2 separate regions of the Homo sapiens genome follow, and region 1 is linked to region 2. Evidence: chromatin loops called from intact Hi-C (ENCODE). Cell type or tissue: GM12878. All regions are shown on one strand. Each heading gives the region's core, and the rest is flanking DNA. Links, peaks and the distances in the headings are about the cores only.

Region 1 (10,368 bases), core at 2,356-7,355, 83 kb before region 2:
AGCTGGGATTACAGGCAGGCGCCACCACGCCGGGCTAATTTTTGTATTTTTAGTAGAGATGGGGTTTCGCCATGTTGGCCAGGCTGGTCTCAAACTCCTCACCCCAGGTGATCTGCCCACCTCAGCCTCCCAATGTGCTGGGATTACAAGTGTGAGCTACCACGCCTGGCCAAATTTCTCTTGTTTTAAGCCACCCAGTTTGTAGCAGTTTGGTACTGCAGCCCTAGGAAACTAATTACAGTATTGTTTCCACGTTTCAGCTATTATGAATAATGCTGCAATGAGCATTGGTGTGCAAGTTTTTGTGTGGACATGTTTTCATTTATCTTGTGTATATGCCTAGGAGTGGAATTGCTGGGTCATATGGTAACTTTATGTTTAATATTTTGAGGAACTGCTAAACTGTTTTCCAAAGCTGCTGCAACATTTTACATTCCCACCAGCAATGTATGAGGATTACAATTTCTTCACATTATGTGTAATTTTTTTTTTTTGAGACGGAGTCTTGCTCCGTTGCCCAGGCTGGAGTGCAGTGGCACGATGTCGGTTCACTGCAATTCTGTCTCCCGGGTTCAAGCAATTCTCCTGCCTCAGCCTCCCAAGTAGCTGGGATTACAGGCATGTGCCACCACACCCAGCTAATTTTTGTATTTTTTAGTACAGACGGGGTTTCATCATGTTGGACAGGTTGGTCTCAAACTCCTGACCTCAGGTGATCCGCCCACCTTGGCCTCCCAAAGTGCTGGGATTACAGGTGTGAGCCACTGCGCCTGGCCACATTATGTGTCTTTTTTATTGTAGCCAACCTACTGGGTGAAAAGAGGTATCTCATCGTGGTTTTGATTTGCATTTCCCTAGTGACTAATGAAATCGAGCATCCTTTCAGGTTCTTATTGGCATTTGTACATCTTCTTTGGAGACAAGTCTATTCATATCCTTTGCCCATTTTAAAATTAGGTTATTTGCCTTTTTATTATTGAATTATAAGAGGTTTTTTTGTTTTGTTTTTTTGTTTTTTGAGACAGGATCTTGTTCTGTCACCCAGGCTGGAGTATAGTGGTGTGATCTTAGCTCACTGCCGCCTCGCTTTCAGGCCCAAGCGATCTTCCCACCTCAGCCTCCTCAGTAGCTGGGACTACAGGCATGTGCCACCATGCCCAGCTAATTATTATTATTATTATTATTTTGTAGAGACAGGGTTTTGCCATGTTGCCCAGGCTGTTCTTGAACTCCTGGGCTCAAGCAATCCACCCGCCTTGGCCTCCCAAAGTTTTGAGATTACAGGTATGAGCCATAAGAGTTTTGTTTGTTTGTTTGTTTGTTTTTTAAACATATTCTGGATATACATCCCTTCTTAAGTATATGAATCACAATTATTTTTCTCCCATTTTTTTGGTTGTCTTCTCACTTTCTTGATGGTATTGCTTGTAGCAGAAAAGTTTTAAATTTTTTTTTTTTTGAGACAGAGTCTCGCTCTGTCGCCCAGGCTGGAGTGCAGTGGTGCCATCTCAGCTCACTGCAACCTCCGCCTCCCAGGTTCACGCCATTCTCCTGCCTCAGCCTCCCAAGCAGCTGGGACCACAGGCGCCTGCCACCATGCCCAGCTAATTTTTTGTATTTTTAGTAAAGACAGGGTTTCACCATGCTAGCCAGGATAGTCTCGAACTCCTGACCTCGTGATCTGCCTGCCTGGGCCTCCCAAAGTGCTGGGATTACAGGCAAGAGCCACCGCGCCCGGCCAAAAGTTTTAAATTTTGATGTAGTCTAATTTATGTATTTTTTTCTTTTGCTGCTTGTGCTTTTGGTGTCACACCTAAGAATTCATTGCTTAACCCAAGGCCATGAAGATTTACTCCTATTATTTTCTTCTAAGAGTTTTATAGCAGTAATTCTTACATTTGATCTTTGATTCATTTAAATTAATTTTTGTGTATATTGTGAGGTAAGGGTCTAACTTCATTCTTTTTGTAATTGAATATCTAGTTGTCCCAGAACCACTTGCTGAAAAGACTATTCTTTCATCACTAAATGGTCTTAGCACCCTTGTTGAAAATCATTTGACCGTAAATGAATGGGTTTATTTCTGGACTCTTAATTCTATTTCATTGGTCTATATGTCTGTCTTTATCCCAGTACCACGTGGTCTTGATTACTGTACCTTTTTGGTAAGTTTTGAAATCAGGAAATGTGAGTCTTCCAACTTTGTTCTTTTTCAAGATTGCTTTGGCTATTGTGAGTCTCTTGCATTTCCAAATGAATTTTAGGATCAGCTTGTCAATTACTACAAAAAAGCAAGCTGGGATTTTGATAGGCATTGCACTGAATCTGTAAATCGCTTTGGGGAGTATTGCTATCTTAACAATATTAGGTCTTCTGACCCATGAATATATGATGTTTCCATTTATTTAGATCTTTAATTTCTTTCAAAGATGTTCTGTAATTTTCAGCATACAAGTTTTGCATTTCTCTTGTTAAATGTATTCCTAAGTATTTTCTTAATGATAAGTGGAATTTTTTATTTTATTTTTAGATTTTATTGCTAGTGTACAGAAATGTAGTTCATTTTTGTATATTTGTCTTGTATCCTGCAACCTTGCTGAACTTGTTTACTAGCTCTTTTTAAATTTTTTTATGTTAATTTCTCTATCTTTTTAAGCGAAGGGGTAGAAGTGTTTACTAGTTCTAATAGTTTTTAGTGGATTCCTGAGGATTTTCTACTTACAAGATTATGTCATCTGCAAATAGAAATAATTTTTATTTCTTCCTTTCCCATGTGGATTTCTTTTATTTCTTTTTCTTGCCTAATTGCCCTGGTTAGAACTTAGAGTACAATGTTGAATAGAAGTTGTGAGAGCAGACATCCTTGTTTTGTTCCTGACCTTAAGATTTTACTCCTTTTGATGTTCAACTTGTTCCATCTTTAGCAAGTAGACCCTATTAAAATTGGTTACTGCGGCCAGGCGCAGTGGCTCACGCCTGTAATCCCAGCACTTTGGGAGGCCGAGGTGGGCAGATCACCTGAGGTCAGGAGTTCAAGACCAGCCTATCCAACATGGTGAAAGCCCGTCTCTACTAAAAATACAAAAATTAGCTGGGCATGGTGGTGCACACCTGTAGTCCCAGCTACTTGGGAGGCTGAGGCAGGAGAATTGCTTGAACCTGGGAGGCGGAGGTTGCAGTGAGCTGAGATCATGCCATTGCACTCCAGCCTGGGTGACAGGGTGAGATTCTGTCTCAAAAAAAAAAAAAAAAATTGGTTACTGTGTCCTTTGGACATATCAATAGTATTTGATAGCGTCCATATTTTCCACGGCAACAGTTTGTACATCATGTACATTTCCTGCCCCAGATCTGAAATCAGCTATTTCTCCAAGGAGTCCTTGTTCCCTTTAATGGGTAAACGCATTGAGAAACCACAATCTGCATATTAAGTATACTCATTGCTACTGGGCTGATCACTGCCTTTCAATAGGCACAGCTGGAAAGTTTGTACTTTCTGGAAAGATAAAAATAATTCATAAATTCACATTGATATGTCTAATTCAAAATTAAGATTACATGGCTTTTACATATTTCATTGAATATTTGTGTCTTTCTTCCCTTAGGCTGAAAATATTAGTTCCTAATGACATTAACATAGTTACTTATTTGTTTTATCTTACTATATATACGTGCTTATAAGTGTGTATATATATTATACACACTAATAGTTTCAAGACAGCGATAATAGAATCATCACTAAGAGTTTAAGATTTTTTTGTGTATCTTTTTGTCCACAGGATATATCCCACAAAAGATTTACCATGAATACCATGTGTTTAAAGTTGTGTGGTTTTTTTTTTTTTTTTGAGATGGAGTTTCGCTCTTGTTGCCCAGGCTGGAGTGCAATGGCACGATCTCGGCTCACCGCAACCTCCGCCCCCTGGGTTCAAGCAATTCTCCTGCCTCAGCCTCCCAAGTAGCTGGGATTACAGTCATGCACCACCACGCCCGGCTCATTTTGTATTTTTTTTTAGTAGAGACGGGGTTTCTCCATGTTGGTCAGGCTAGTCCCGAACTCCCGACCTCAGGTGATCCGCCCACCTCGGCTTCCCAAAGTGCTGGGATTACAGGCATGAGCCACCACGCCCAGCCCATGTTTAAAGTTATTTGAAATAATTTCTTTCTGTGTTGTTAACCTACCAGCTTGATATACATGTTAATTTGTTTCACTTTTCTTTTGTTATTCAGGGATTCATTTCTATCCTTTTGATTTCAATTTGTTTTTATTTATTTATTTATTTATTTTTGAGACAAGGTCTTGCTCTGTCACCCAGGCCAAAGTAAAGTGGCACCATCATGGCTCACTGCAGCCGTGACCTCTTGGGCTCAAGGGATCCTCCCACCTCAGCCTCCCAAGTAGCTGGAACTACAGGCGTATGCCACCATGCCTGGCTAATTTTTAAATTGTTTTTATAGACAGGATCTCACTATGTTGCCCAGGCTGGTCTCCAACACTGGGCTCAAGTGATCCTTCTGCCTTGGCCTCCAAAAGTGCTGGGATTACAGGCATGAGCCACTGTGCCTGGCCTCAATTTGTTTTCATAATTATGTGAAAATATTTTTATGTCTCCTAAGCAAGGTATATTCAGAAAAGTGCATCCTTGTCCCCTCTGCTCTGTTCCCTCTCTATCTCAAAGACTAAGGGAACAATTTTTAATTAATTAATTAATTTATTTATTTATTTTTGAGACAGAGTCTCAGTCTGTCGCCTAAGCTGGAGTGCTGTGGCGTGATCTTGGCTCACTGCAGCCTCCAACTCCCAGATTTAAGCAATTCTCGTGCCTCAGCCTCCCGAGTAGCTGGGATTACAGGCGTGTGCTGCTTCTCCCAGCTAATTTTTGTATTTTTAGTAGAGATGGAGTTTTGCCATGCTGGCCAGGCTGGTCTCGAACTCTTGTCCTCAGGTGATCCACCTGCCTTGGCCTATCAAGCTGCTGGGATTACAGGCGTGAGCCACCATGCCCAGCCTGATTTTTTAAAATTAGTTTTTGTTTCTCCTTTTCGTTGCTTTTTTACCCCCAGAGGACATGACTCCGGCATATACCATACTTACTGACTTAATGTTCTCCAATGTATAGTACAGGCACATCAGGCATGGAAACGAACATCAAGTCCAAGCTCTTCAAAATTGTGTGTGTGCTCCCACACCAAAGCCTTGGCACAGCAAAGGTTCAGCTGCAGATGACCTTGTACCACAAACTTGCTCACAGGGAAATTTCCCTTGTTGAAAGATACAATTATTGGCTGAGTTAAAGTTCCTCTTTTCAGTATATATATCAGGTAATGATTTCAGATGTATGATTTCCTCTTTTCAGTATGTATCAGCTAATGATTTCAGGCTTAATCAATACCTTAGGAAACCTAACATTTCCAGTGTTTTTCATTAGGATAGTTCACATGTAAAGTTTAAAATTTCCCACAAATATTATATTTCTTTTATAACCCTTAGTCACCATATCAGTTATGGTGGGCACAGAAACCCAAATTTGGGCACAGAAACCCAAATTATGGTGGCTTAAATATGATGGGTTTTTTGGTTTTTTTGTTTTTTGTTTTTTCCTGTGAAAGGAGTTCAAGGATGGGCGTCCAGTGGTGACATAGCAGCTCTACATATATTAGGACCCAGGTTCTTTCTTTCTGCTCCCCTATAGGGCATGGCTCCCGTCATCAAGGTTGCTTTATAGCCCATGATGACTGCTGCAACTGACATTTTATACCACATCCTAGGCTGTAGGCAGGAAGAAGGGGCAAGGGCAGAAGGTGAAATCACTCACATTAATCAGTTCCTTTTCCAAAGCTTTCTCAGACGACTCAGGCAATGACTTTTGCTTTCACTTTATTAGCCACCGATATCTGCAGGGCAAGCTGGAAAAGTATTGCTTTAAAGCTGGGCACATTGCCACCCTCAACAATATAATGTTTCCATTAGTAATAAAGAAGGGGTTAGAGACCAGCCTGGCCAACATGGCAAAACCTCGTCTCTACAAAAAATACAAAAATTAGCCAGGCGTGGTGGCGTGCACCTGTGGTCCTAGCTACTTGAGAGGCTGAGGTGGGAGGATCAGTTAAGCCTGGGAGGTCAAGGCTACAGTGAGCTGTGATTGTGCCACTGCACTCCAACCTGGGTGACACCATGAGACCCTGTCTAACAACAACAACAAAAAGGGCAGGCAACTAGTAGCAATCTGTGCCACAATCTATACATTTCAATAATCATAATTTTGTGAATTGCTTGTAGCACACACTGAGCACTGTTAACAGAGGTCATCCTGAGGGATAAGGATGGAGGATCCTCAGTAGGGTCCCCTCACAGCAGAAAGCTCTCCATAGCACTTTGTCCAAGACTATTCTGGATGCTTCCTAGTTTCTGCTACCTTGTTTCTTTGCCAACACTGTGGCCTCACTGCCTCTTACACACCAATTCTCTTGCCTGGTGATATGGTTATGCTCTGTGTCCCCATCCAAATCTCGTGTTGAACTGTAATCCCCAATGTTGGGGGAGGGACCTTGTGTGAGGTGATTGGATCATGGGGGTGGATTTCCCACTTGCTGTTCTGGGATGGTGAGTGAGTTCTCATGAGATCTGGTTGTTTAAAAGTGTGCAGCACTTCCCCCTTCACCCTCTCTCTTCTGCCACCATGTGAAAACGTGCTTGCTTCCCTTCACCCTTCTGCCATGATTGTAAGTTCCCTGAGGCTTTCCAGCCATGCTTCCTGTACAGGCTGCAGAACTGTGAGTCAGGTAAACCTCTTTTCTTCATAGATTACCCAGTCTCAGGTAGTTCTTTATAGCAGTGTGAGAATGGATTAATACACCTGGATTTGGTCACTCACACACTGATGCCTCAGTCTGTTTCCACCATAGGCTCCTAATTGTACCCACTCAGCCTGGTAACTTACCTGTGTCCCCTCATGTCCGCCCTTAACCCCTATCCTATTGATAAGGTTTGGAGTTTGAATCTGTGTCCCCATCCAAATCTCATGTCAAATTGTAATCCTCAGTGTTGGAAGTGGAGCCTGGTGGGAGGTGATTGGATCATGAGGGTGGATTCTTCATGAATGGTTTGGCACCATCCCTTTGGTGCTGTTCTTATGATAGAGTTCTCATGAGATCTGGTTGTCTAAAAGTGTGTGGCACTCCCTCACTCTCTCTCTTCCTCCTGCTCTGGCCATGTGAGATGTCTCACTCCCCCTTTGCCTTCTGTCATGATTGTAAGTTTCCTGAGGCCTCCCCAGAAGCAGAAGCTGCTATGCTTCCTGTACAGCCCGCAGAACCATGAGTCAATTAAACCTCTTGTCTTTATAAATTACTCAGCCTCAGGTATTTTTTTTATAGCAGTGCGAGAACAGACTAACACAGAAAATTGGTACGAAGGAGTGGGGCACTGCTATAAAGATATCTGAAAATGTGGAAGCAACTTTGGAATTGGGTAAGTGGCAGAGGTTGGAAGAGTGTGGAAGGCTCAGAAGAAGACAGGAAGATGAGGGAAAGTTTAACAAGTTCCTAGAGACTTGTTAAATTGTTGTGACCAAATGCTGATAGTGATATAGACAATGAAGTCTAGGCTACGGAGGTCTCAGATGGAGATGAGGAACTTATTTGGAACTGGAGCAAAGGTCACATTTGTTATGCATTAGCAAAGAGGTTGGCTGCATTGTGCCCCTGTTCTAGGGATCTGTGGAACTTTGAACTTGAGAGTGATGATTTAGGGTATCAGGCAGAAGAAATTTCTAAGCCGCAAAACATTCGAGATATGGCCTGGCTATTTCTAACAACTATGCTCTTATGCGTGAGCCAAGAAATGACCTGAAACTGGAACATATATTTAAAAGGGAAGCAGAGTGTAAAAGTTTGGAAAATTTGCAGTCTGGCCATGCAGTAGAAAAGAAAAACCCATTTTCTGGGGGAGGAATTCAAGGCAGCTGCAGAAATTTGCATAAGTAAAGAGGAGCCAAGTGCTAATATCCAAGATAATGGGGAAAAGGCCTCCAAGGCATTTCAGAGACCTTCCTGGCAACCCCTTCCATCACAGGCCCAGAGGCCGAGGAGGGAAAGATGGTTTCATGGGCCAGGCCAGGACCCTGCCACCCTGCACAGCCTTGAGACACTGCTCCCTGTGCCCCAACCACTCCAGATCCAGCCTTGGCTCAAAGGGGCCCAGGTACAGCTTGGGCCACTGCTTCAGAGGGTGCAAACCATAAGCCCTGATGGCTTCCATATGGTGTTAAGCCTGCAGAAGCCCAAAGTGCAAGAGTTGAGGTTTGGGAGCCTCTGCCTAGATTTCAGAGGATGTATGAAACACCTGGATGTCCAGAGAGAAGCCTGCTGCAGGGGCAGAGCCCTCATGGAGAACCCCCACTAGGGCAGTGCTGAGGGGAAATACGGGGTTGGAGCCTCCAAACAACGTCCCCACTGGGGCACTTCGTAGAAGAGCTGTAAGAGGAGGGCCACCATCCTCCAGACCCCAGGATGGTAGATCCACTGGCAGCTCGCACCATGCACCTGGAAAAGTCGTAGGTACTCAATGCCAGCCCATGAGAGCAGCTGTGTGGGCTGAGCCCTGGAAAGCCACAGGGGCAGAGCTGCCCAAGGTTTTGGGAGCCCACCCCTTGCATCAGTGTGCCCTGGATGTGAGGCATGGAGTCAAAGGAGATTATTTTGAAGCTTTAACAGCTGCCCTGCTGGGTTTCAGACTTGTGTGGGGCCTGTAGTCCCTTTCTTTTGGCCGATTTATCCCTTTTGGAATGGGAGTATTTACCCAAGGCCTATACCCCCATTGTAGCTTGGAAGTAATTAACTTGTTTTTTATTTTGTAGGCTCATAGCAGATGGGAATTGCTTTGTCTCAGATGAGACTTTGGGCTGTAGACTTCTGAGTTAATGCTGGAATGAGTTAAGACTTTTGGGAACTGTTGGGAAGGCATAACTGGATTTTTCCATGTGAGAGGGTCATGAGATTTGGGAGGGGCCAGGGGCAGAATAATATGGTTTGGATCTGTGTCCCTATCCACATCTCATGTTGAATTGTAATCCCCAATGTTGGAGGTGGGGCCTGGTGGGAGGTGATTGGATCATGGGGATGGATTCTTCATGAATGATTTAGCACTATCCCTTTGGTGCTGTTCTCGTGATGGAGTTCTTATGAGATCTGGTTGTTTAAAGGTGTGTGGCACCTCCCTCACTCTCTCTCTTCCTCCTGCTCTGGCCGTGTGAGATGTCTCACTCCTTCTTTGCCTTCCACCATCATTGTATGTTTCCGGAGTCCTCCCCAGAAGCAGAAGCTGCTATGCTTCCTGTGCAGCCTGCAGAACCATGAGCCAATTAAGCATCTTTTCTTTATAAATTACCAGTCTCAGGGATTTCTTTATAGCAATGCAAGAATGAACTAATACACTCGTTTTCAACTTTACCATTCCCTGCTTGTCCCTGATCTCCTGAAAGGGTCCAGCCTTCCGTAGGTAATAAATTGCAGTTCTAATGGTTGACGGTTGCCCCAAATGTTGTTGAATTTATTTATTTATTTATTTATTTATTTATTTATTTATTTATTTATTTTTAGAGAAAGGGATTTGTTCTGTCACCGAGACTGGAAAGCAGTGGTATGATCATAGTTCACTTAAGCCTTGAACTCCCAGGCCCAAGAGGTCTGCCTGCCTTACCCTCCTGATTAGCTAGGACTACAGGCACACGCCGCCACGCCCAGCTACTTTTTAAAATCTTTTGTAGAGACAGAGTCTCTCTATTTTCCCAGGCTGGTCTCAAACTCCTAGCCTCAACCTAGCTGCAAGCAATCCTCCCACCTCAGCTTCCCAAGTTGCTGAGATTACAGTCATGGGCCATCTTGCCTGGCTAGGATTAGAATTGTTAACACATACCCTCATCGGAAACAACTTTAACAACTAGAGTATAGTGTTTATATACAGCTCCTTTCGTCTCTGGTCTTACAGTATCCACTCATTTCCAAAGTTACATACATCAGCACCTTTCCTCCCTATCCCCTTCAGTGAAATGATTTCATGCATTTGTAATGCAGCTAGATTCTTTTGTCATATTCTGTATTCCATCTTGCAATCACCTGACCTTCTAAATGACTTTTTTAATTGCATACATTGTCACTCTTTGTGCTATAAAGTTCTATAGGTTTTTGAATAATGCACAATATCATCTAACCCCATTATAATATCATACAGAATATTTTCACTGTCCTCAAATTGCCCTGTGCTTCACTTTTCAACCCTCCCCGTTCCTGGCCCCTTGGCAACCACTGATCTGTTTGTTATCTCTAGTTTTGCCTTTTACAGAATGTCATATAAAATGGAATCATGCA
Region 2 (10,368 bases), core at 1,726-6,725:
GCTGAGGTTAAATTGTTCTTTCCAAATACTAAACAGACTAAACAGTCTGTGTAGTGGAGGAATAAACTGCCTTGACTTGATAAAGGTCCATGTTTCACTCTGTCCAATGTGCCACCATGATCCTTATCAGCTACTCAGAACCCTCCACCCTTCACTTGGCTTACTGTCCTTCCCCACCTACTCTTCCTTAGACTTCCTTAGGCTTTGTTCAAAGGGAGAAGAAAACCAATATCCTTTTAAAGCCTTATGCTTTAAAAGGCATTTCACATGGCTATTGGATGTCATGTTCACAAGAACCATAAGAAGTAGATGTTATCATCTAAGGTCCAGAGAGGTGAAATAACCTAACTCCAAATCATGCACTTGATAGGTAGTAGATTTGCCATTCAAACCCATTCTGGTATCTTCCAAAGCTCACATCCCAGAACAGCAAGCAGAAGTTTCCCAGGCTCTTCTTTCTCTGCCTTGGTACATCTCCACCTTGGCCTACCCTTGGTGGAGGTGGGGGAGGGGGAGAATAAATCTGGAGTCACAAGCCCTGGCTTGGGCTATCCCTGTCTTCATGTAGTGCCTGTGTAAGCTCAGGCAGGGCAGGTCACCTCTCCTTTACCAGTCTTAATGTTCTCACTTGTAACACGAGAGTAACACCTACCTTGTAGGGTTGCTGTGAATATTAAGGCAATAGATCTGCATTCTCTTTTATAAAGGCCAAGCACTACATGAATGTGACAAGCCATTATTATGGATAGATTTCTTATTTACCTACGTAATAAGATATGAAAATGGACCTTCCCAATGCTGTTTTGCACCAATACAAGAGACATCCAAAAGGAGTGTGCTCAGATCTACAGAGGCTGACTTTACAAAAGGTATGCTCTAAGACTCTCAAATGCCCTCAACAATTTTGACTACAAAGGCATCAAGAGAGGGTAGAAGTAAGAAGGATTTGTGAAGAAGGTTCTTTAGATAAGGCTACTGCCATGCTGTGGGCATCCCTCTCCGACCCCTGAGGTGATGGGGAGCCCCCTTTTAACCTTAAGTCCGTGAAATGGTACTTTAAAGGGACCCTTGAAGAGGTAACTGTGTGTTCTCTGTGGTTGGGGAGCTAGGATCAGAGCCTGAATTAAGACAGCCTGTGATAGCGGGCTGCACCTCTGCATGTGGGAGCCATGGGGGAAAAAGAGGCTGGACGCTAGGCATGGCAGCTTACACCTGTAATCCCAGAACTTTGGGAGACTGAGATGGGAGGATTGTTTGAGACCAGCCTGGGCAACATAGTGAGATCCTATCTCTACAAAAGTAAAAAAAATCGGCTGAGCGCAGTGGTTCACGCCTGTAATCCCAGAACTTTGGGAGGCCGAGGCGGGTGGATCACGAGGTCAGGAGTTTGAGACCGGCCTGGCCAACATAGTGAAACCCCATCTCTACTAAAAATACAAAAATTAGCCGGGCATGGTGGCAGGCACCTGTAATCCCAGCTACTTGGGAGGCTGAGGCAGGAGAATCGCTTGAACCTGGGAGGCGGAGGTTTTGGTGAGCCGAGATTGCACCACTACATACCAGCCTGGGCAAGAGCGAGACTCTGCCTCAAAAAAAAAAAAAAAAGTAAAAAAAAATTAGCTGGGCATGGTGGTACACGCCTGTGGTCCCAGCTACTTGGGAGACTGATGTGGGAGGATTGCTTGAGCCCAGGAGGTGGAGGCTGCAGTGAGATGAGATTGCACCATTGCACCCCAGCCTGGGTGACAGAGTGAGACCCACTCTTGAAAAAAAAAAGAAAAAAAGGTTGGAGTCTTCTTTTGTTAATCTTTTTGGAAATATAAGATACATATTAAAATGTGCACAAACAACAGGTTTATAGCTTGATGAATTTTCACAAACTGAATATCCCAACAAAACCAGAAGATTAATTACTAGCATCCCATAAGGTCTCTGTACCCCGCTTTCAGTCACTACTACCCCCAAGGGTAACTACTATCCTGACCTCTAATAGCACAGATTATTTTTGCCTCTTTTTGTTCTTTATATAAATGGAATCATACAGTGTGTACCCCTTAGTGGCTCACTTCATTGCTCAACATTCTATTTATGAGAGCCATCCATACTGTATGTAGTTGTAGATCGTTTATTCTCACTACTGTATAGCATCCCATTGTGTGAGCATTCCACAATTTATCCGTTCTACTGTTGATAGACATCTGGGTAGTTTCCAACTGGGGGCTATTATGAATACCTACGGATATTTTAGCACATGTCTTTTGGTAAACATATGTACACATTTCTCTTGCACATACATCTAGGAGTGGGACTTCAGAGTTATAGGGGTGGTGTCTGTAAAAGCTACAACAGTTTTAAGTGTTTCCAAAGAGGATTTCTTAAAGAAAGTGTGGATTCGAGCCTCTACTCCCACTCTCTCACATCAGCCCAAGAACCAGAAGCCAAAAGGGGTGTGGATTTTAGAGAAACACTGTATGGTGAGCATCACCAGAGCTGCAATCAAAGGGGCCCAGCGAAGGAGCCTCCCATGAGCCCCATGGAAGAATCTATATGCCAGGAACATGGCCCAACCTAGAGAAACATTTTAATCTAGCGCAGCATTGTCCCTGCCTCCACATGGGTATTGTGAAGGGCTGCTGTTGAGAGGCTAGCCTTTGAGCTCCATTTCTGGACAGCTGGTTTTCATCTGACCAACTTCACTCCTTGGCTGTGTGACTTTTGGAAGGTCATTCTTTCTCTCTAGGCCTCACTTTTCTCATCTTTCTGATATGAGGCTGCTTTCTGCTCTGAACTTGTAATTGACTGCGTTCTAAATGCCTCACGAACGGAAAGCACGTCTTCACTTTCCTCTGTATTCCTAGAGAGCACCTCATGCTCTACATACCTATTGGCACAGTAGGTCACTAGACAACAAATGTCTTGCAATTTCATTTTCTAAAGAAAAAAAATCTGCTTTTATGGGTTCAGTGATGCACAAAATGAGGATTTAATTGGCGCATTAAAATTAGCAACATGGTGTGTGTGTGCCTGTCCAAATATAGATGTTATACTGCACACCAGCTTTATGGAAAAATCCATTTCCATTCTTGTGCAACTGAGTTTCTCTGAAGAAACAGAGCAAAGACCATCTATGTATCATAAATTTGTCAACTCACTATTTTACCCAAGGATGTTGGGTAATTAGATTCCAACATAGACCCAAAGAATTCTTTTCTTCATCTGGGAACTTGTTTTATCACTTGCTACTGCCTTGATCCTAATGCTTAGCATTTAAAGGTTATATATAGGAAAAAAAAAAAACCACTCCATTGTGTAGTCACTGTCTAGAATGGCATTATATTTTAACAGGATATTATCACTCTGAAAAAAAAAGAAATCATTTTTACTGGGTAGGAAATTATTCCATCATACGGTATTATTCAAGCAATTAGAAATCACATTGTGTGGTGAATGATCAGCTCTTCTTGGTGGAGTTTGTTATTATACTGTTCGTATTTAAAATGTGGGGCTGCAGAGAGAAGAAGGCTTCTTTAGTAGAAGCATGAACACTCTAAGCAGCTCAGGCAGGTGAGCCGTGATGCAATTTTATTTCCCAGGAAATTCTTTCTGGAGTTCCCCTGAAGTTCCCTGTCTTACTTCACCCACAGAAACCTTGAATTCTTTCCCTTTAGCTAAGCTAGGCACCCCTAGGGCTTTATAGGGAACTGACAACTTAAAACTTGGTATTGATCCAAAAGTTTGTTGGAAAATCTGTCTTAGAATTCAGAACAGATTTTCTTCAGTTCTATATGAATGACTGGTTCCTAAGCACACCACCAGAGCCCACGCCACCCACAGGAAATGAGACGCTAGTATTAATGATGGTCAAGAACCAGTTACTTGGTAGAGTGTTATTTCCTGGTGAAAATCCACTCTAAGTTTTCTTGTGAGAACAGAAACTCAGCTCACCTTCTCTCCTCCCTACTGTGCTCTACTGTCAGAAGTGGGGATTCCTACACCATGGGGGATTGGAGTGTGCAGGACAGGAAAATGAGTTGGAAGGCATCCAGAAGTCTGAGCAAAGGCAGGGGCTTCCCAGCAGTGACAGAAAGACGAAGGGAAAAGGAGCAGGGGTGGGCCCAGCAATGATGCAGGGGTAGAGGTGAGAATATTTATAGCTTCAGCTGCAATCAGGAGGAAAGTCCCTGGACACAGAGGTAATTTTGCTCATGGGACATCAGCAACTTGTACAGTCATAATTGAGGGACTGTCCCAGTGAATACACAAGTTGATGCTTTAACATTCACTCAAGCCTACTGAAACTTAACCTTTCTTTCCACTTAAAAAAAAATCATGAAAATAAATCATTCTATAAAAAAAAGATACATGGACCTGTATGTTCATCGCAGCACTATTCACAATAGCAAAGGTATAGAATCAACCTAGATGCCCATCAATGGTGGACTGGATAAAGAAAATGTAGTACATATACACAATGGAATACTACACAGCCATAAAAAATAATGAAATAATGTCCTTTGCAGCAACATGGATGGAGCTAGAGGCCATTATCCTAAGCAAATGAACACAGGAACAGAAAACCAGATACCACATGTTCTTGCTTATAAGTGATAGCTAAACATTGGGTACATAAGGACATAAAGATGGGAACAATAGACACTGGGGACTACTAGAAGGGGGAGGGGAAAAGGGGGACAAGGGCTGAAAAACTACCTATTGTGTACTATGCTCAGTGCCTGGGGGACAGGATGATTAGTACCCCAAACCTCAGTGTCACACAATATACCCATGTAACAAATCTGCACATGTACCTCCTGAATCTAAAATAAAAGTTGAAATTATTTTAAAAACCATACTTCAGATATACAAAAAGTATACAGAACAATGTAACAAACATCCAGCTGAAGATAGAAAACATTTCAGGGCCGGCTGCGGTGGCTCACGCCTGTAATCCCAACACTTTGGGAGGCTGGGGCAGGCAGATCACCTGAGGTCCGGAGTTCGAGACCAGCCTGACCAACATGGAGAAACCCCATCTCTATTAAAAATACAAAATTAGCCAGGCGTAGTGGCGCATGCCTGTAATCCCAGCTACTCGGGAGGCTGAGGCAGGAGAATCGCTTGAACCCAGGAGGCGGAGGTTGTGGTGAGCCGAGATCGCGCCATTGCACTCCAGCCTGGGCAACAAGAGCAAAACTCCGTCTCCAAAAGGAAAAAAAAAAAAAAAAAAAACCCATTTCAGATATAGTTGAGCCCTCTGTTGTACCAAGTCTCACTTTCATTCTCTACCCCAAAACAGCTACAAGTTTGGTATTATCATTTCCATGTGTATTTTTATTATTTTATTACATGTAGATCACATATACGTATATTATAAATCTATAGACATTATATCCTATTATAAATCATTAGGGATATATGTTTATCCTAAATGATTTGATATTTTTGCATATTTTAACATTTTATAAGTGGTAGCACTTTTTTTTTTTTTTTGAGACAGGGTCTCATTCTGTTACCTAGGCTGGAGTGCAGTGGCACAAACATGACTCACTGCAGCCTTGACCTCCTGAGCTCAAGCAATCCTCCTGTCTCAACCTCCCATGCAGCTGGGACCACAAGTGCACACCACCATGCCCAGCTAACTTTTTAAAAACTTTTTATAGAGATAGGGTCTCACTTTGTTGCCCAGGCTGGTCTCAAACTCCTGGGTTCAAGCAATCCTCCTGCCTCAGCCTCCCAAAGTGCTGGGATTACAGGTATGAGCCACCATGCCCAGCCTAATGGTAGCACTTTCTATGTGTCCTGTCACTTGTTCTTCCTTTCTAACATTATGTTTTAAAAATTAGTCTATCTTGCTTGGAAATATACTACAAAGCTATAGTAACCAAAACAGCATACAGCATGGTCCTGGCATAAAAACAGACACATAGACCACTGAAACAGAATAGAAAGCCCAGAAATCAATCCACACATCTACAGCCAACTGATTTTCAACAAAGTTGCTAATAACACACATTGGGAAAAGGACAGTCTTCTCAATAAATAGTGCTAGGAAAATTAGATATTCACATGCAGAAGAATGAAACTAGAACCCTATCTCTCACCATATACAAAAATCAATTCAAAATTGATTAAAAACTTAAATGTAAGACCCAAAACTATGAAACTGATAGAAGAAAGCAGGGGAAATGGTTCAGGGTGTGGGTCTGGGCAGGGATTTTTTTTGATAGAATCTCAAAAGCACAGGCAACTAAAGCAAAAATAGACAAGTAAGATTATATCAAATTAAAAAGTTTCTGTACAGCAAAGGAAACAACAGAATGAAGAGACAACTTACAAAATGGGAGAAAATATTTGCAAACTATGCATCTGACAAGGGGGTTAATATCCAGAATATGGAAGGAACTCAATTCAATAGCCAAAAAAAACCCCATCTGATTAAAAAGTGGGTAAAAGGCCTGGATAGACATTTCTCAAAAGAAGACATACAAATCGCCAACAGGTATACGAAAAAATACTCAGCATCACTAATCATCAGGGAAATGCAAATCAAAACCAGTGAGATATCATCTCATACTAGTTAGAATGGCTGTTACTAAAAAGACAGAAGATAATAAGTGTTGGCAAGGATGTGGAGAAACGGGAACCCTTACATACTGTTGGTGAGAATGTAAATTAGTACAGTCATTATGGAAAACAGTATTGGAGGTTCCTCAAAAAATTAAAAATAGAACTACCATATGATCCAGCAATCCCACTACTGGTTATATATCCAAAGGACATGAAATTGGCATGTTGAAGAGTTATCTGTACTCCCATGTTTATTGCAGCAGTATTCATAATACCCAAGATATGGAGTCAACCTGTGTTCATCAGTGGATGAATGGATAAAGAAAATGTTGTATATATACATGATGGGGCCAGGCGTGGTGGCTCACACCTGTAATCTCAGCACTTTGGGAGGCTGAGGAGGGTGGATCACTTGAGGTCAGGAGTTCCAGACCAGCCTGGCCAACATGGTGAAACCCTGTCTTTACAAAAAAATATATATATATATTAGCTGGGCATGGTGGCGGGCACCTGTAATCCCAGCTACTCAGTAGGCTGAGGCAGGAGAATTGCTTGAAGCTGGGAGGCAACGGTTGCAGTGAGCTGAGATCGCACCACTGCACTCCAGCCTGGATGACAGAACAAGACTCTGTCTCAAATAAATAAAAATAAAATATATACAATGGAATACTATGGATAAAGAAAATATTGTATATATACATAATGGAATACTATTCAGCTGTAAAAAAGAATAAAGTTCTGTCATTTGCAACAACATGGATGAACCTAGAGGATATTATGTTAAATGAGCCAGGCACAGAAAGATAAATACTGCATGATCTCACTCATAGGCAGAATCTAAAAAAGTTGATCTCATAGAAGTAGACAGTAGTAGTGGTTACAAGAGGCTGGGGAGGGTGGGGAGATGGGGTATGGAAAGAGGTTGGTCAATGGGGACAAAGTTACAGTTAGATAGGAATAAGTTCTGGTGTTCTATGGCACAGTAGGGTGACTATAGTTAACAATATTTTGTATATTTCAAATTTCCTAGAAAAGAGGACTTTGAATGTTCTCACCACAAAGAAATGATAAATGTTTAAGGTGATGGATTTGCTAATTGCCCTGACTTGATCATTATACAATGTATATATGTATTCAAATATCACATTGTATCCCATAAATATGTACAGTTTTTGGTGTCAATTAATAAAATAAAGCTTAAAAAAATTAGTCCATGTTGCTAATGTGGCTCTAGGGCATCCATGTCAATACTGCTGTATAGTATTCCATCTTATAAACAGACCTTTTCTACCACCCAAACTCAGGACCCAGCCATGCACTCACTTCTTTTTCCCACCTCACACAGGATATTAGATTCTTAACTCACAGTCAGAGGAACACCCTTTTCTAAGGACCAAATTGTCCAGGTGCCTCACCTAAGCCCTCCTTCCTGAGCCCCAGGAGAAGCTGCCATTGGAAATGGCAGGCTGCCTGGTGAGTATGGATTCAGAACATGATCTGACCTTGACAGAGAGTTTGTCCTTGTCATGGGATAAGAACAGAAGAACTGCCTCCAGCCCCGGTGGATAGATGACTCACATCCCTGGAACTTCCTACCTCTTTTCCCTGGATGGGATCCAAGTCATGCTGTCAAAATAGAATTAATTCACTCTTTAAAAGGGAAAAAAATTCTCAAAATTTAGAATAACAGAATCATACAATGCAAGAGCTAGAAGAGTAACTTGTCCCTGCCTCCTTCCCCAACACCTTAATATAAGACAAGGGACATCTGGGCATCAGCCAAGCCAATTATCTGAGGATATTTCTAGACAGCAGTCACTTGGGGTTTTTCTAGAAGGGGCCGAAGGGTGAAGACCTGAAAAGGAGCAAAAGCAGAGTGTTGGAATGGCTGAGAAGCACCCTTCATGATTAATCAGTGACATTTAGAGCCATCTCTCAGCTCAGCTCAGCTCACCAGAGCAGGGAATCTCTTGGCAAAAGTCTCTGTCCCAGGATTTCTGGCACTTAGTTTGCTGGCCTGTATCAAGCATTCCTTGAAAACTATCTGGCCGGTCAATGCTGGTGCCTGCCATGCAGTATCTTTGAAGTAGGAAAAGGGCTCCTTTGAGTTCTAACCAACAGCTTTGACTGTGTGGAAGCTGTTAATTTACCACAGTTGGCTGCTTTCCCCATCACCCCTCTGATCTACAAGAAGGATCTGAAAAGGAAGCCCTGAAAGTTAGCGCTAACATGAACCCTAGAGATGTTCTAGCCCAACCCCTGATTTATCAAGTTATTAGTTTAACAAATAGGGGCCAAGTGCCTACAGTGTGCCAGACTCTTGGCTGGGCACTGCAAATACAGCGATGATCAAAACCAAACATGCCTCTGCCCTCTTGAAGATTACATTATAGTGGATAGGAGTAGGGGGTGACCAATATTAAAAGCAATCACACAAACAAATGTAAAATACATAATGCTATGAGGCAGATTTAGGGAGGTCAGGAAGGGTTACCTCAAAGAGGTAAGGCTTAGGCTGACATGTGAAGCAGGAGCAGGCATTAACACAGCAAAGAAGGGGGAGAGAGCTTTAGGGGAGAGGTAACAGTGAGTGGTAAGATGGAGCATAGCAAATTTGAAGGGCAGAAAGAGGCCATGTGGCCAAAGTAGAGATGGGGAGATGAAGCAGGGGAGCAGGGGCCATATCACTTAGAACCTTGAAGCCTATGTTAAATATTCTGGTCTTTATCCTAAAAGCAATGGGAAGCCATTGAGAAGCTTCAACTGAGGGATGGGACATAATCAAAACTGAATTTTCACAAAGATATCTTTGACCTCTGTGTGGCGAACAAACTGGAAAGGGGCCAATTGGGAGGATATTTTAAGTGAGAGATACTGGTGGCTTGGGCTGAGGTGGGGCTGGTGGTGGTGGAAAAAAGAAGAGAACAAATATGAGAGACATTTAGGAGGTTAAATTAATAGGACTTGGTGATGGCTTAAATATAGGGGTGACAGGGAGGTGGAAGTCAAGGACAGTTCACAGGTTTCTTCAATTGTTGGTACTATCAAGTGAAATAGGACCAGGTTTGTGACAGAAGATTGAGTGTTGAGTTTTGGGTGCTTTTGTGATATCCAAGAGGTGATATCAAGCAGATCACTGACTACATTTGGATCTGGGACTGAGAGAAGAGGTCTGAGCTGGAAATCTACATACAGTTGACCCTTGAACAACTTGGAGGTTAGGGACATCAATCCCCTATACAGTAGAAAATCCATGACTCCTGAAAAACTCAGCTACTCATAGCCTACTGTTGACCTGAAGCCTCACAAATAGCATAAACAGTCAATGAACACGTATTTTGTATGATATATATATATATATCTTTATATATATTATATGGTATTCTTACAATAAAGTAAGCTAGAGAAAAGAAAATATTAAAAAATTAAAGGGAAGAGAAATATATTTACTATTCATTAAGTAGAAGTGGATCATCATAAAAGTCTCTGTCTTTGTTGTCTTCACATTGAGTAGGGTGAGGAGAGGAGGAAGAGGAGAGGTTGGTCTTGCTGTCTCAAGGGTGACAGAGACAAGAAAATCTGTGTATAAATAGACCTGCGTTGTTCATTTCAAGCCTGAATTGTTCAAGGGTCAACTGTATACCCTTAAGACATCTGCAAATAGGCAGTGATTTAGTCAGGATCTCAAAAGAAAACAGATGGTACAATCAAATTAGGATAATTCAATTAGGATTAATAAAAGGAGTATATTAGGTTCCTGCTGCATAACAAACAGAACCATAACCTCAGTGGCTTAATAGA

The links. Hi-C counts contacts between places; a loop is a spot of excess contacts. Peaks named below come from ENCODE experiments on the same cell type or tissue, not always from the same donor. Only the 100,000 strongest peaks of a DNase experiment are listed, where the experiment ranks them.
Region 1: it touches region 2 in a loop (6-fold over the local background); 1 of 110 quality-filtered maps calls a loop at or near these places.

Annotation. Positions count from the first base shown.
Region 1 is chrX:40,948,473-40,958,840 of GRCh38, reverse strand. No RefSeq gene overlaps it. Among named protein-coding and RNA genes, the nearest start is that of USP9X, 130 kb to the left of the region's middle. RefSeq lists enhancers at 7,692-8,373, 8,374-9,057. In GM12878, for the core only: no CTCF peak of the experiment used is centred there; DNase peaks (open chromatin) are centred at 5,150 and 5,790; H3K4me3 peaks cover 275 bases; H3K27ac peaks cover 821 bases.
Region 2 is chrX:40,865,297-40,875,664 of GRCh38, reverse strand. No RefSeq gene overlaps it. Among named protein-coding and RNA genes, the nearest start is that of MED14OS, 130 kb to the right of the region's middle. RefSeq lists enhancers at 4,016-4,095, 8,082-8,581. In GM12878, for the core only: no CTCF peak of the experiment used is centred there; a DNase peak (open chromatin) is centred at 4,034; H3K27ac peaks cover 2,037 bases.